Linked DNA regions of Homo sapiens: region 1 is linked to region 2. The links are chromatin loops, found by intact Hi-C in ENCODE. Cell type or tissue: HCT116. All regions are shown on one strand. Links, peaks and the distances in the headings refer to the core of each region. The heading gives the core; the rest is flanking DNA.

Region 1 (8,347 bases), core at 236-8,235, 320 kb after region 2:
AAATGCAAGCATACCTCAGAGATATTGCAGGTTCAGTGTCCGACCACTGCAGTAAAGCAAATATTGCAATAAAGCCAGTCATGTAAGGCCAGACACAGTGGCTCATTGCCTGTAATCCCAGCACTTTGGGAGGTCGGGGCGGGTGGATCACTTGAGGTCAGGAGTTTGAGACCAGCTTGGCCAACATGGCGAAACCCCGTCTCTACCAAAAATATGAAAATTAGCCGGGCGTAGTGGCACGTGCCTGTAATCCCAGCTACTCAGGAGGCTAAGGCAGGAGAATCGCTTGAATCTGGGAGGCGGAGGTTGCACTGAGCTAAGATAGCACCACTACACTCTAGCCTGGACGACAGAGGGAGATCTTGTCTCCAAAAACAAACAAACAAACAAACAAACAAACAAAAATAAGTCATATGAATTTTCCCCCAGTGCATATAAAAGTTATGTTTACACTGTACCATAGCCTGTGCAATTATGTCTACAAAATGTATATAATTTAATTAAAAATACTTTATCGCTAAAACACACTAAGGATCATCTGAGCTTTCAGGGATTTATATTTTCTGCTAGTGGAGGATCTTGTCATGATGTTGATGGCTGCTGATGGATCAGGGTAGTAGTTGCTGACAGCTGGAGTTGGTGTGACAATTTCTGAAAATAAGACAACATTTGAAGGTTTACACATTGATTGACTCTTCCTTTCCTGAAAGATTTCTCTGTAGCATGCGATACTGTTCGATAGCATTTTACCCACAGTAGAACTTCTTTCAAAATTGAAGTCAATCTTCCCAAACCCTGCTACTTTATCAACTAAGTTTATGGACTATTCTTAATCTTTTGTTGTCATTTCAACAATGTTCATAGTGTCTTCACCAGGAGTAGTTTTCATCTCAAGAAAGTAGTTTCTGTGCTCATCCATAAGAAACAACTCTTTATTTGTTCAAGTTTTATCATGAGATTGTAGAAATTCAGCCACATCTTCAGTCTACACTTCTAATTCTAGTTTACTTTCTATTTCTACCACATCTGCAGTGACTTCCTGTAATAAAGTCTTGAACCCCTTAAAGTCATCCATAAGGATTGGAATCAACTTCTACCTCCTGTTAATGTTGACATTTGACCTCCTCTTATGAATCACGAATGTTCTTAATGACATCCAGAATAGTGAATCCTTTCCAAAAAGTTATCAATTTACTTTTGCCAGGTCCATCAGAAGAGTCACTATCTATGGTAGCTGCAGACTTATGAAATGTATTTCTTTATTAATAAGACTTGACAATCAAAATGACTTTGTGATCCATATAGTAGAGAATGGATGTTGTGTTAGCAGGCATGAAAACAACATGAATGTCCTTGTATATCTCTATCTGGGCTCTTGGGTGACAATGAGCAGCAATATTTTGAAAAGAATTTTTTTTTTTCTCTGAGCAGTAGGTCTCAACAGTGGCTTAAAATATTCAGTAAACCATATAAACAGATGTGTTGTCATCAGGCTTTTTCGTTTCATTTCTAGAGCACAGGCAGAGTAGATTTAGTATAATTCTCAGGGGCCCTAGGATTTTCAGAATGACAAGTGAGCATTGGCTTCAACTTAATGTTACCAGCTGCATTCGTCGTTAACAAGAGAATGAGGCTGTCCTTTGAAGCTATGAAGCCAAATGTTGACTTCTCCTCTCTGTGAAAGTCCTAGATGGCATCTTCTTCCAATAGAAGGCTGTTTCATCTACATTGAAAATCTGTTGTTTAGTGCAGCTACCTTTGTCAATTATGTTAGCTAGGTCTTCTGGGTAACTTGCTGCAGCTTCTCCATCAGCACTTGCTGCTTCACCTTGAATTTTATGTTGTGGAAACGGCTTATTTCCTTAAACTTCATGAATCAACCTCTGCTAGCTTCCAACTTTTCTTTTGCAGTTTCCTTACCTCTCTTAGCCTTCATAGCATTGAGTAGATTTAGGGCCTTGCTCTGGATTAGGCTTTTGCTTAAGGAAATGTTGTGGCTGGTTTGATCTTCTATCCAGACCACTCACACTTTCTCCATAACAGCAATAAGGCTGCTTTGCTTTCTTATCATTTATGTACTTACTGGAGTAGCACTTTTAATTTCCTTCAAGAAATTTTCCTATGCTTTCACAACTTGGCTAATCGTTTGGTGCAAAAGACCTAGCTTTTGGCCTATCTCAATTTTTGACATTGTCTCTGCCACTAAGCTTAATCATTTCTAGCTTTTGATTTAAAGTGAGAGAAGTATGGCTTTTTCGTTTACTTGAACACTCAGAGGTCATTGTCAGGTTATTAATTGGCCTAAATTCAATATTATTGTATCTCAGGGAAGAGGGGGGCCTGAGGATGGGGAAAGGTGTTGGGGCACAGTTGGTCAGTGGAGCAGTCAGAGCACGCACAACATTTTTCCATTAAGTTTACCATCTTATATGGGCATGGTTCATGGTGCCCCGAAACATTTACAATAGTAACATCAAAGGTCACCTATCACAGATTTTCACAAAATATAACAAGAATAAGAAAGTTTGAAATATTGCATGAATTACCAAAATGTAACACAGAGACATGAAGTGAGCACATGCTGTTGAAAAATGGTGGTGATAGACTTGCTAAAGACAGGGTTGTCACAAACCTGCAATATATAAAAAACACAGTATCTGTCAAGTAATCTGTCAAAAGCAAGTTTTGTCAAGCACAATAAAGAAGTGCAATAAAACAGGTTGTGTCTGTATCTAGAGTTTTCTTTTTTGAACCCAATTGCCTTTTGGCTCTCACAATTTGAATAGAACAATTTGCTGTCTTATTTATACAGGAAATATATATATGTACACATGCACACACAGTAAAATTCTTACCTTTTCTTGTAAAGATACAATCTTCCTTCAGTTGTGATTGGATGATTACTTTTATCTCTTTATTCACAGCAAGCGTTTTTGAAGTCCACTCTAGTGTATCACTATACATTTAACTCAACGTTTTATTTTATATAAAGCAAACTTGATTAGAAAAAAAAGTTTACACAGTGGTCAAAATTTGGTGGCACACATTGGAAGCATTGGCTGTCTAGAATGTCATCTTGGAGAAAATATTGTCTATGGTAAAGTCACATTTCTAAGAATGTAGGCTAATAATCTCTGCTGATTGAAAGAAAATCTCCAGGTGGTCTCTTCGCTTTACAGACTTTGTGTTTCATTGGTTGTCTTTGTAATCATACTGTAGTTGGGCTGCACATTTACTCACACAACTGAAGTGTGCAAAGAAAATATAGTTTGGCTCCTGAAGAGTTTACTTTCTAAAACAGATCTCATCATCATCATGAGCCTTACTGAACTGCAGAGAAGGCCTTGAGTGATTTCTCAGTGTCTGGGTTTAATGAGACAGTGTGTGCAGGGTGGTTGCTGTGTGTGTGGTGCATGAGTGGTTTTAATTGTGGATGTCTTGAAAACATTTGTTATTAATTCCTTTCTTTAAAGGACTGAAAAGGCGGTTGCTTATAGATAAATGTTCAGATTTCAGAGTCTTTCCCTCTGGGTGAAGATCTTTATGATGGCTCTGCATGTTGGGCTTTGGTTTACCCTCTAGGTCCCTGCTCACCTGTGCCATGATGATGTTGCTTGTTTCCCTGGTGACTGCTGGCACCTGGGGCATCTGCTGCTGGTGAGCTCCTGGTCTCTTCTCTGGGCTCAGAGGCTCCTCCCTGTTGATGGCCTCATCTGAGTTTCACACACTCACTGCTCTGTCTAGTGATAATGTGACTTTGCCCTTTGTGTAGCAGTTCCCTCTAGGAAGATTCCTGGTCAGAGTCTTAAATATTTTATTCAACAACCAAGAGCTATGCAGGGTTTCACACGACATGGAAGGCAGGCACGACTCAGGGGCATTGACTCAGACTTCCTTTTAGCTGAACTATGCTGCACAGCCTACCGACCATAGCAATCCTGTGAGGCTGCCCCCAGCAGGTCGGGGAGAGGGACAGCTAGGGATGCAGTCTCCTTTCTACAGCTACAAAGGCATCAGGGGGAAAACAATGAGAAAACTACAGAGGAACAGGCTATAAATCAGTGAAGATAGATTCTGTTCGAAGAGTCAATTTGCCTGAATCTTTGGGAAAAACACATGACTTCTCTCTGTTTTCTCCATAGATTAAGTGAAAATCAGGCCTTTTCTCCCTAACTGAGAAAGAATTATGATTGGTGAGATTATGGCCATGAAGCACTTGTAGATCTTAACAACACTGAGTATCAGTTTACTTAACCAATAATAGCTTTTCGACCTGTTCAGTACATGATGACCTCACTGGGATGTTGTCAGGCTGGGGCGTGGGGACACCCATGCTGAAAATTGAGGGGGAAACCCAGACACATAGATGACTGTGCCCCTCCTTCTCATCTCTTCCTGCCCCTTTCCACATGGGCCTGTCTCTTCTTCCTTGCTGGCAGTGGCCTTCCTGTATCATAGCCACTCCTCCCTTGAGATGGAACTATTTTGTTCCCTTCCTTTGTGTCATAATTTAGATCCAATTCAAAAAGGGAAGCCACATTACTGATTATATAAGTTTCAAAATCTTACTCATTTTACATTTGCAAATGATAGTATTAAAACCTTTTAATTGTAATTTATTAAAATGCTGTGCTGGGTATCTCCGAGATTTAGGCTTTCTATAAACAGTCATCAAAGGGCTATTCTGAGAATTCATGGAAAAGTGCAATGGACAGAGCCTAGAAGAAGGCCTGGCTCAGAGAACTTGGCTCAGTAGCGGCTTGTTGCCTCTTTTGCACCCTAGGAGAGGAATGGATTTTTTTCCCTGCTAGAGCATGAGTTGTTTTAATTATGGATGTTTTTAAAATGTTTGTTATTAATTCCTTTCTATAAATGATTTAAAAAGACTGCCTCTCTTCTCTGTGCACTTAGTTAAAAGCTTTCATCCTTAATGTAGGCTCTGTAGAAGAAAATGTTTGGAAGAGGAATCATGTACAGGAGATGCCAAAAAGTGTTACTAGTTAAGTAAATGGATACTCAGTGTTATTAAAATCTGCAAGTGCTTCATGACTATCATCTTGCCAATCACCACAATTCTGTCTCAGGAAGAAAATGCCTGATTTTCACTTAATCTATGGAGAAAGCAGAGGGAAGTTATGTGTTTTCTCCAAAGACCCATGCAAATTGACCCTCTTTTTTTTTTTTTTTTTTTTGGGACGGAGTCTTGCTCTGTCGCCCAGGCTGGAATGCAGTGGCATGCTCTCGGCTCACTGCAAGCTCCGCCTCCCGGGTTCACACCATTCTCCTGCCTTAGCCTCCCGAGTAGCTGGGTCTACAGGTGCCTGCCACCATTCCCGGCTAATTTTTTATATTTTTAGTAGAGACGGGGTTTCACTGTGTTAGCCAGGATGGTCTCAATCTCCTGACCTCGTGATCCGCCCGCCTTGGCCTCCCAAGTTGCTGGGATTACAGGTGTGAGCCACCGTGCCCGGCCTAATCTGACCTCTTATAGTCTGTATCTCTAGGAAGAATACTGAATTTGATCCATGCTTAAATTAAATAGAAAAGTTAATTATTTTTATTATTTCAAATTTTAGGGCTGGGCAATGCTTATTTTGATTTTGATATTTAACGGAAGAGAAGAAAATCTGAACTATCAGATGGAAGTAGTGTTAGACACAATTTCCAGGGCTTGCACCAACCTGCTTCCCCAGGCACTTTGTTAAAAGCATTTCAGACTTAACAAAGGCTCTACAGAAGAAAATGATGGAAAGAAGAATCATGTACAGGAGATGGCATGAAGCTATTAGTAAAGAGTAGTTCTGGAAGAATTGAAAGTAGCCTTCCAGAGATTCTAGAGTCTGGAAGTAGGTTTCCAGAGATTGTAGAGTCTGGAAGTAGGTTTCCAGAGATTGGAGAAGCAGTGAAGGCATTTTGCCATCTCTTAGTTGGGAACAATCCGTCAATGTTAGACACTGAGATTCCTTAAGTGAATTTTTTTCTATTCAGTGGGAGTAAATTGGGCTCGGAGGACAATTGTGGTGCTTTGCTAAATCTTGGAGGGAAGACTTAGAGTTAAGAATGCTTAACTCTACATTTGAAAGCAGGCCACTGAATCAGTGGGCTGGGCGTGGTGGCTCACTACTGTAATCCCAGCAGCCGAGGCAGGAGGATCACGAGGTCAAGAAATAGAGACCATCCTGGCCAATATGGTGAAACCCCGTCTCTACTAAAAATACAAAAATTAGCTGGGCGTGGTGGCGCGTGCTGGTAGTCCCAGCTACTCGGGAGACTGAGGTAGGAGAATCGCTTGAACCCAGGAGGCGGAGGTTGCAGTGAGCTGAGATGGCACTACTGCACTGCAGCCTGGCAACAGAGTGAGACTCCACCAAAAAAAAAAAAAAAAAAAAAGGAAGATTCAGTGTTGCTGCCTCTCCTACAGCATGGAACAGAAATTGAGTTTCTGTGTGTCACTTTGTTAGAATAATTCAATATTTATTTAATAGTCAATCATTTGTTTATTCCTTCAGCAAACATCATACTAACTATTGAGAATATCTAATAAGACACAAATTCTTCCTTTGAGGATGAATCTCTGTGTGTGCAAAGATTTATCTGTAAACGGGTAGATTAGGGAAGGCTAAAAGAGGACATCACTGATTGGAAATCTTATAGTAACAACATTGTATGGTGGCTACAGAGAGGTTGTATAGAGAGGATTTTTGATAAATTAGAAAGAAAATCTTGGTTCAGTAGGAACCCGCCTGGTCTAAAAGAAAACACCTCTTAGTTGAAGATATTGAACCAGGTAATCAGAGGATAGCATGAGTGGTCATGTGACCTAAACTTACACTTCACTGCGGAACTTCTTGGAGAAAAGTGAGTAGAACATGTTCTGCAGTGACCATCCCAGCAGACCCTTGTCTCATGGAAGAACTTAGTATTAAAATATTTCTCATACTAAGCCAGTAAGTGATAAGGAAGGACAGTTATTATGGAACTTTTGGGAATATTAGGTGGCTATAACTATCTCTAGATAATATATAATATTTATTTCATTTTTAGTCCTAGTAAAATAATTCTTCTGAGATTTCCTTAGGTTTCTGAGTGGGGTCTTAGGTCAAAAGCCAAGTATGACATTATCATACAACATGGACAACAAAGAATTTTATGAAGAAAAACTAAGAATGAGGACTATATAAAATTTTATAAATTCCTTACTCATTCATCCGTCTATTCATTGATTCATTCATAAAATATTTATCAAGTATCTCCTACATACCAGGCATTATGTCTACCATTGAAGGCATAGCAGCAAACCCTATCTTAAGAAGTGTGCAGTGGCCAGGCGCGGTGGCTCACGCCTGTAATTCCAGCACTTTGGGAGACCCAGGCGGGCAGATCACGAGGTCAGGAGACCAAGACCATACTGGCTAACACGGTGAAACCCTGTCTCTACTAAAAAATACAAAAAATTATCTGGGCGTGGTGGCAGGCACCTGTAGTCCCAGCTACTCAGGAGGCTGAGGCAGGAGAATGGCATGAACCCAGGAGGCAGAGCTTGCAGTGAGCCGAGATCATGCCACTGTACTCCAGCCTGGGGGACAGAGCGAGACTCCGTCTCAAAAAAAAAAAAAAAAAAAAAAAGAAGTGTGTAGTGTTGCTTCCTCAGGCAGGAATGAAGAAAAAATATTATGAAACCCCTTTCTCTTAAAGTCTATCTACTGAGGTGAGATTTAGAAGTAGGGCCACGATATTCACAAAAGATTGTTGCTCTTTGTCCTGCCCAAGCCAGCTTTATGAGAACTTACAGCCATCCCCTAAGAGTTCTGCATAACCCTGGGGATATCTTGCATCTGTTCCACATGGAATTTACAGTTTTCCCCTTCTTCTCCACAATACAGTGACAAGGTCTTTTATTTCTGCTTAAGTTAATAGCAGCAACTCTGCTGCCTTGTCACCTGCCATTTTGCTGATACCTCCAAAAACTACCCACCCTGTTCTCTTCCACCCTTTTCTTCTTATTTTGCTGAGAAACTAGAAACCTTCATAAGAGAATTCCTTCATGTTTCCAAAACCAAGTCTTCCAGTCTCTTAGCAATGTTACAATGGACAGACTCCTCCACTGCTTTTTAAGGCCAACTTCTCCACTTGAGCTCTGGATTCCATCCTCTCATAGTTTCCATTTACTTGGGCATTTGGCTCCAGGAATGATCTCTTCTTTTTTTTCTGTTTTTCTCTCCTGTGAGTATCATCAGTATGAAAACATAATGCACACAGAATGCTTAGGGGAGAGCCCGTGGACAGTGAAGGCTTACTGCATGTTGGCTATTGGTGTTGTTATTACCATCATTATCATTATCATCTT
Region 2 (8,347 bases), core at 46-8,045:
CAAATTTCTATTCATGTGGTTGAACAGAAAATTCTCACTGCTAACAATTCTAATTTTTCTCAGCCATATTACCTACCTCACAGGGTTGTTGTGAGGATTAAATCTGAAAACATATAGCACAGTGCCCGGAACATAGTAGGCACTGGATAAATAACAGTTCCCTTTTCCCTTCCCCTTCATTTATCAGTTCAATCTGGGCTCCAAGTCCTCTTTTCTATAATCCACAGAACAGGGTTGGGCCTGAAGCTTAAAAGGTTAAAATTAATCAAGTATTCAGAATGAAGATCTTGAGTACAAAATGTGTAAATGTAGTCACAGAGTTATAAAATGTTAGAACTGGCAGAGACCTTAAAGGTCATCCTTTAGTACAACCTCTTGTACTAGATAAGGAAACTTAGGCCCAGAGAGGTTGAGCAAAGTTACACAGAAGAATGTGGCAGAGTTGGAAATATAATTGAGATATTTTTAGTTTCTTACATACATGAAATTATACCGCACTATTTAGTTCCATAAATTACTATTATACTATAATTCAATATAAACATGAAGTAACTGATAAGAAATTACTCTGTTTTGGTGCTAACAACTCTTCAATGCATTTTTATTTATTTCTAGAACTCATATAAGGTAGCTTACTTGTGTCGTAGTAGTTGTTTGGATTTTTCGGATTTCTTTTCCTGATTCTTTGCCATCGTCAGACCTTTCAGTATCTGAAATTATACTTCCTGCATCAATATTTGGTACAATTTTGCTACTAGAAGACTCAGTTTCCAGAGTTGTAGCAGTCATTTCAGCATACTCCAGCCCCTTAGTTGATGACGCTAAGTCTCTTTCAGAAATACTGCTCATTCCATCTGAAGTTGTATGGATTTTGAATTCTTTTTCTTCTATTATACTGGATGTACAAGTTAAGTCTACGCTACCGGTCATGTGAGCAAGCAATCCAAGATCATCACTAACACCAAGATGTACTTGTGTGTCCTGAATATTTGGAATAATGTGATTGCTAGAAAGTTCAGGAAGTAGTTTTTCCTCCTGTTTGGGTATTTTATCAAAGAGAAATGATGTACTACTATTGGGAAGGTCTTCTTTCTCATCTGCTAATGTTATCAATGGACCATTATCCTTTTCTTCATTTTTTTTAATGATACCAACACTTCCATGTACATTGTTCTGGAGTTTCTCAACAGCAGCACTATATACATTATCCAACAGAGATTCAACCTCCACAAGGGCACCATTCTCTCCACCTACTAAAGTCTCCGGTGATAAATCCATATCATCGAGCTTTACTTCTGTTGCTTCCACTTTCTCTGCTTTTATATCTACTAAAAGATCATGTACTTCCACATGTACACCACTTCCTGGTCTATCTGAATTTCCAAGAATATCATCTGACACTTTTGTTGACATGAGTAAGTCTCGAGTATCTGTGCTGACAGGGTAATCGGTCTCACTTTCTGGGCTCTGGCTTTGTGAAAGATCTTCTATCTCTCGAATTTCCATTCCACCTTTTGCTCCTGTTGTCTGTGATGAAAGACCAGAGATGGTGCTCACATTCCCTTTCTTTCCCTTTTTAATGTTTTCCTCCTCTTGTCTTTGATATTCCTCATACATTTTGGCTAGGTATTCCTTATGAGCTTCATAAGTGACCTTAGGAATAAGTAAAGAAAACATTAAGGCATTTTGTACATATCAAAAAGAAAAAACTAAATAATACAAATTAAATTGTGGAAATAGAAAAAATAATGCCAGAAAGTTTAAGACTTCAAAGCTGGCATTTGTTAGTCCTAAAGCAAGTGCTTAGTTTCATTAAGTAACTGGAAATAATCAACAAATACAGCTATATATGATTTATTATAAGGATTGCCAAAATCACACAGATAACTCAGCAATATTAAAAGCTATTTTCTTTTAGGCTAAGTATTTCAATGTTACCCAAACCAAATATGCCAGTTAACTTCCACACATTTATGTAAGCTTAAACAGAGAATAAGCAGCTAATAATATACAATAACCAAAGTACTATTACTATGTTGGTTTTCACCATCTATTGCTCATATGTGCACCCTTCCCAACAACTGATGTTAAAAAATTCACACATATCATTAAATATATAAATTTACAAGCTATTAAAATATCACAGTTTTATCCTTATATAAGCTGTTTTGGCTTTGTTACTTTACTTAGGCTTCTTTATTAATAATCAGAATACTTTTTTTTTGCACAAAGACCTGCAATGTCTTTTTCTTTGCTATTTTCAAATTTGTTAAAGCAATGATAAATCTGAGGTGTCAATACTTCACAAAATGTAAATTTATAATTGAAACAAAAGCTTTTCTAATATTTTTTAAAGTTCACAGACTTTCTCTTACAGACATGGGTTCTATTAATGTATATTTAAATAAGTTAACAGAATTTTAGATTGGGGGGACCATCCTTTAAAGAATATCTCATAATACAAAAATCCCCTTAATTTTACAGAAGAAGAAAGCAAGTCCCAAAAGTGGGGGTTGGTAACATAAGGCCCATGGGACAAAACTGCTTATCACCTCTTTGGGTGAATAAAGGTTTATTCAAACAAAGCCATGATCATTCATTTACATTATGTATTGTCTTTCACACTGAACGGCAGAGTTGAGTAGCTGCATCAGAGGCTATAGAGCCCACACAGCCTATAATATTTACTATCTATCCTTTTAAACATTTTTTTCTAACTCGTGTTCAAGAAGACTTAATGAGTCTCCTAAAATCACAAAACTCAATTATGGCACAGACTAAATTAAAAGCCATACTTCTGACACCCATGCTTCTTCTATAACACTTCATGATGAGAAACCCATAACTCTGAATTTCCAGAATCTAATGTGTATATACTTGTACAGTTTAATTCACTATTTCATTTTACCAAAGATCAAATAATACTTAAAATAGACATACAGATTTTTAAGATTAAAAATAAAGAAAAGATAAAGCAATTAAAATACCACTAAACTTAAACACTGTATTTATGATTCACTTGGAAATAAAAAAATCTGACTTCTTAAAAAAAAGTCTTAAAAAGTATATTTCAGAGACTATTTCATAAAATATTCTTCCAAGAACCAGTTGAAAGAGCAAGTGGCTCAGATTAAAGTTCCCAGATTTGCTATAAAACAGATGTATGTCAGCTTTGGGTATAAAACTCCTGATTTATAAATTTGGGGTTTGAATTAATTCATCTATAAGCCACTTTCAAGTTCTAACAGTCTATGAACAATGAGGGAAAAATACAAAACTGAGATACAGGAATCTGTCAAAATCTAAGATGCCCACAAGATGGCACCAGATGCATGTTTGTAGCCATTTAATCCACTGCAATAACTCTGATGATGTTAAAATGTTAAATCCCGTGTTACCTTGGAATGGGCTATTGAGAGGGTATCCACCCAGACTCTCCAGCCTCCCCATTCATATTTTATTGCATGATACAAAAGAATCCGGAAGATATTGTAGACCATTTCGGTAATCTTCTGTTCCTCAGAATTTTTAGGATTGATATAGCCAAGAGAAAACATCCAATCCTGCCACACTGAACACTGCAATAAGCATCTAGGGAGAAAAAAATTTGATCTCATTAAAAATATCCAAATTAAGTTAGAATTTACTATTTTGAAACTTTGATAAATAAAATAGTGAAAATATGATCTGACCTCAGTAAAGCAAGGTGTACAGTCATGCTGCACGTTATATATTCTATACTTGGAATGACTTTCTCTTATTTCTCTACCAGGAAAAATCCTAATTATCATTCAAAATCATTTTCCTAACTTTCACAGTCAGATTTACTTATTGCTTCTCTACTTTCTCACCACCTTTAGCACTCACAATGTACTTAACACATTATACATTAATCATTGCTTTATGGTTTCCCACTGGAATGTACTGAGACTGTGTACTAAGACTATCTTGTGTAGCACAAAGTCTTACACTGAACACAGTAGGCACTCAATCAATATTTGTTAAATTATAGACTCAGGCAATGACTACCCCAGAGTTCATGGCCTCAGACTTTACCCCATGTTCAAGCTAACTAGCTTAAAAATGCACAACATTCGGCCATAAGAAATATGGGGTGGAAAGCATAGATGAAAATGGGGAAATCCAACACAATTACAACTGAAAGTTCCATTGGTGATAGATAGGTACCACTAAAAGGGATATTACATTCTAAATAAGAGTTTGTTTATATGTATATTCATATATACAATTAAAATATAATATCCACGTAACAAAATAAAAATAATATAAAAATAAATAGAAGAATACCGAATACAGATTATGTCAAAGAAACATAAAATGCCTTTTCTGATGATTAAAAGTATTTAGCAATATGGAAAAGATTTGAAATGAATTGAAAATCTAAAAGAGAGAAAATATTAATTATGGAATAAAGTGTTGTTACAGTATCCAAACTGCTTACCTTCTATTTTCACGGCTGTTACTGAAAAGTTTTATCATATCAGATAAAAATAAACGACGAACTTCCATCAGCTCTGCACTTGGTGTAGAGTTTTTTAACAAAGTTGCCACCACTTTAAGAATCACTGTAAACAAAGAAAAAAAACTTGTAGATTTGTAACCATATCCTATGTTCAACTCAAAAAGTATTACCAACTTTCAAATAAATACTTAACACTATAAAAGGTGAGTTAAAACTGTCATGAACTAGGTAAACACCATAATGATTTAAGGGGTTAGGAAAAGTTTTGATTTAGTCTCATATGTTGCCATGCGCCTACCACAATACAGTAAAGAACTGCCATTTGCTCACTTGGATTCTGAATTTTCACTGTAGAATCTGGCTCTGGATGTGGTTTGTGTACGACCTGAGTACATACTTGTTCTGTCAAGATCTGAAAAATGAAGAATTTGAACTTCATTTAGAAAACAATTTAAATAATAATTGCAAAATATAGATATACAATGAACCTGCAAAAGAAATGTCAATGCAGTCCAAACCAAAAGAAACATCTCTTCTAAAGGGACTTTTTTCTTTCTTTCTTTCAAGACGGAGTTTCACTCTTGTTGCCCAGGTTGGAGTGCAATGGTGCAATCTTGGCTTCAACCTCCACCTCATGGGTTCAAGTGACTCTCTTCCCTCAGTCTCCCAAATAGCTGGGATTACAGGCATGTGCCACCACGCCTGGCTAATTTTTTGTATTTTTAGTAGAGACAGGGTTTCACCATATTGATCAGGCTGGTCTCGAACTCCTGACCTCAGATGATCCACCCGCCTCAGCCTCCCAAAGTGCTGGGGTTACAGGTGTGAGCCACCATGCCCAGCCCTAAAGAGACTTTTTAATGAATTCCACATACTTCTAAACTCTTTAACTCTGTATTCACCAAATTTTATTTATTATTTATACATACAAAACCAGAACCAGTATCTATAGAAGGAAAGATTAGGAAATTAATGAATTTATTGTTTGAAATGCCTTTTCAGTGTTCCTAAAATTATTTATGAACTACTTTTTTTTTTTTTTTTTTTTTTTTTAGAGACAGAATCTCACTATGGTACCCCCAGGCTGGACTGCAGCGGCACAATCATGGCTCATTGCAGCCTCCAACTCCTGGACTCAAGTGATCCTCCTGCCTAAGTCTCCCAAGTAGCTGGGGCTACAGGTTCATGCCAACACACACAGCTAATTATTTTTCTCATTTTTTGGTAAAGATGGGGTCCACTTTATCGCCCAGGCTCATCTTGAACTCCTGGGCTCCTGAGATCCTCCTGCTTCAGCTTCTCAAAGTGCTGGGATTAAATGCATGAGCCACCACATCTGGCCCCTACTTCAGTAAGTGTGACAAGGGAAAGTTCTTCCTAACAATGTGGCTCATTGTCATTTACTAATGAGTTTTTTAAATTATTCCTTTCAAATACAAAAAAACAGTTGACCAAATAAAGGAAAGAGAAAATTCTAAAACATTTACTAACTTTCCCACTAAAATGTGGGAGCAGGATTTTGAACATCATCTTCACTGTTATATTCCTAGTAATCAGCACTAATGCCTGACACACAACAGCATTCAGTAAATATTTGTTAAATTAAAGAATAATTAACCTAATTATATATCAATAATGTATGTACAACTGCTCACTGTATTTTAGGCTTGAGTTTGTGTTTATCTCTTACATAAACCCTATGAGGTTATATTTAATACAGACATCATTTTATATCTGTGATTTAATTTCCTGTTTAGCTTTAACATGGCAAATTCTGAATAAACAGTTAAACCTAAGTCAAGTACAAAAACTGCTGCAAAACCACCAACGTTAGTTGAAAGGACAATTGAACATAGCTATATTGTAGAAGCTGAAGATGGAAAAAGCAAATTGAGAGAGAGGGATGGTCTCTTCTGATTAGAAAAGGACCACGACATCCAGAAGTTTCATTTTCCTTCCCCTTCTGCTCAGACTAAGACAGGACATTTACATAAGTATATTAGGAATGTTCATAAAAAAGATATTGACCTGAAATAAAAACTGACCTACTTTATTAAAGAATATAGCATTTAATTACCCCCGTTCCCCTCATTCTCATACCTCTGATGAAACTAAACACTTACTTGTTAAAACTAAACAGCATTTCACAACTTTCTAAACAAAGGACCCCAAACATGCACTCCTAATCAAACGGAGTTGACACGAGATAAAATTTATTTGAAAACCATATACTAAAGAACAATCACTTATTGCTTGGTATATACGTATAAGTAGTTTTCACAACAACTTGCCCCGAAGACCCTGGTGTGTACCTATAGCCCAGTGGATGAGATCCAAGAAAATTGTGGTTATAAATAAAGGATTCAAAATAACTTCAGACGAGCTTAAAGGAAATCAGGACCTACTCTCCCGTGATAGTTAAAGTGTTTTCAACCAAAAGAGAAGAAATCACATTGCACAGGAAACAAAAGTGTCACCAGTTTTTATATTGTCTTTTTAAGTCCCTACTTTATCATCTAACAATGAAAAGAATAACTGCCTTGCCTATCTAATAAAACTGCTAGGAAGATTAAATAAAGCTCCATATGTGAAAGTGCTTTGAAAACTATAACATATTCAAATATAAAGGTTTTTAAAATGACAAACATATACTCAGAAACTCAATTCAACATGTATTTATTAATAACCAGTTATGTGCCCTCCCTCTGCTAAATGTTTGCAGACTGAAAATACATTGCTAGGTGCAACTTCATTTCTAGTAGCAATTTATTTAATTATTGTTCTGGAGGCAGGCATAAATGCATGCCCCAATAAAGTAACAAAACATGATAGACTATCATTAAGAACCTATGTGGCCAGGCATGGTGGCTCACACCTGTAATCCCAGCACTTTGGGAGGCCGAGGTGGGTGGATCACAAGGTCAGGAGATCGAGACCATCCTGGCTAACACGGTGAAACCCTGTCTCTACTAAAAAATACAAAAAATTACCCGGGTGTGGTGGCAGGCACCTGTAGTCCCAGCTACTCAGGAGGCTGAGGCAGGAGAATGGCGTGAACTTGGGAGGTGGAGCTTGCAGTGAGCCGAGATCACGCCACTGCAGCCTGGGCGACAGAGTGAGACTCTGTCTCAAAAAAAAAAAAAAAAAAAGAACCTATGTAAGTTTAAAAAGGGAGAAAGGGAATAATGAAATATAAATAAAAAGAGATGAATGTAGACCCAAACATTCTAATGAAAGAGCAGGACTCAAGATGGGCCCCAAAGGTTTGACTGGATTGGTAAGAGATATGCATAGTAACCCCAAACCCCCACTAAAACAAAATTGTACAGAGGTTCAGAGCTGGATATGGACATGAAAACCAATGTGTATTTAACACTTAGAGCACATCTCAATTCATACCAGCCACATTTTAAGTGTTCAACAGCCACATGTCCCCAGTGGCTATAATACAGGTAATCGACAGGGAGGGAAACAACAATGAATCATAAGCATGGAGGTAACTTTACATGCTATTTACAGAGATACACCTGAGCCCAGCATTACACATTGAAATTTCATTTTATAAATGGAATTATTTTGCAATTCATGTGTTACAGAACTTTAGGCTGAAGCAGGGGCTACTGAAGCTATCTTTCTGATGCACCTGCTCCCCAGCTTCATCATGCATAAATTTTGTAGTATTAGTAGGCTCAACTTTTTGAGATGGGGTGGTTAAAAAAAAGGCAAACTATTAACCCTGCTGTTGCATCTAACTGCCACTGTATTTGGGTCAGAGAATCTTTACAGGTTTGGACAAGCTACCTAACTTTGTGACTTTCTTTTTCTGTGAATAGAAAGTTTGAATAAGATGGTATCTAACATACT

The links. Hi-C counts contacts between places; a loop is a spot of excess contacts. Peaks named below come from ENCODE experiments on the same cell type or tissue, not always from the same donor. Only the 100,000 strongest peaks of a DNase experiment are listed, where the experiment ranks them.
Region 1: a loop joins it to region 2, with 2.4 times the contacts of the local background. A loop is called at or near these places in 3 of 110 quality-filtered maps.

What each region holds. Positions count from the first base shown.
Region 1 is chr13:34,829,312-34,837,658 of GRCh38, reverse strand. No RefSeq gene overlaps it. Among named protein-coding and RNA genes, the nearest start is that of NBEA, 110 kb to the left of the region's middle. In HCT116, for the core only: a CTCF peak has its summit at 3,959 (motif pointing left); a DNase peak (open chromatin) is centred at 3,898.
Region 2 is chr13:35,152,322-35,160,668 of GRCh38, reverse strand. It overlaps NBEA (neurobeachin), which reads right to left. Exons shown (of 59, transcript NM_001385012.1): 19 at 4,814-4,895; 20 at 4,463-4,586; 21 at 3,399-3,591; 22 at 637-1,653. Among named protein-coding and RNA genes, the nearest start is that of NBEA, 210 kb to the right of the region's middle. In HCT116, for the core only: a CTCF peak has its summit at 3,318 (motif pointing right); a DNase peak (open chromatin) is centred at 3,328.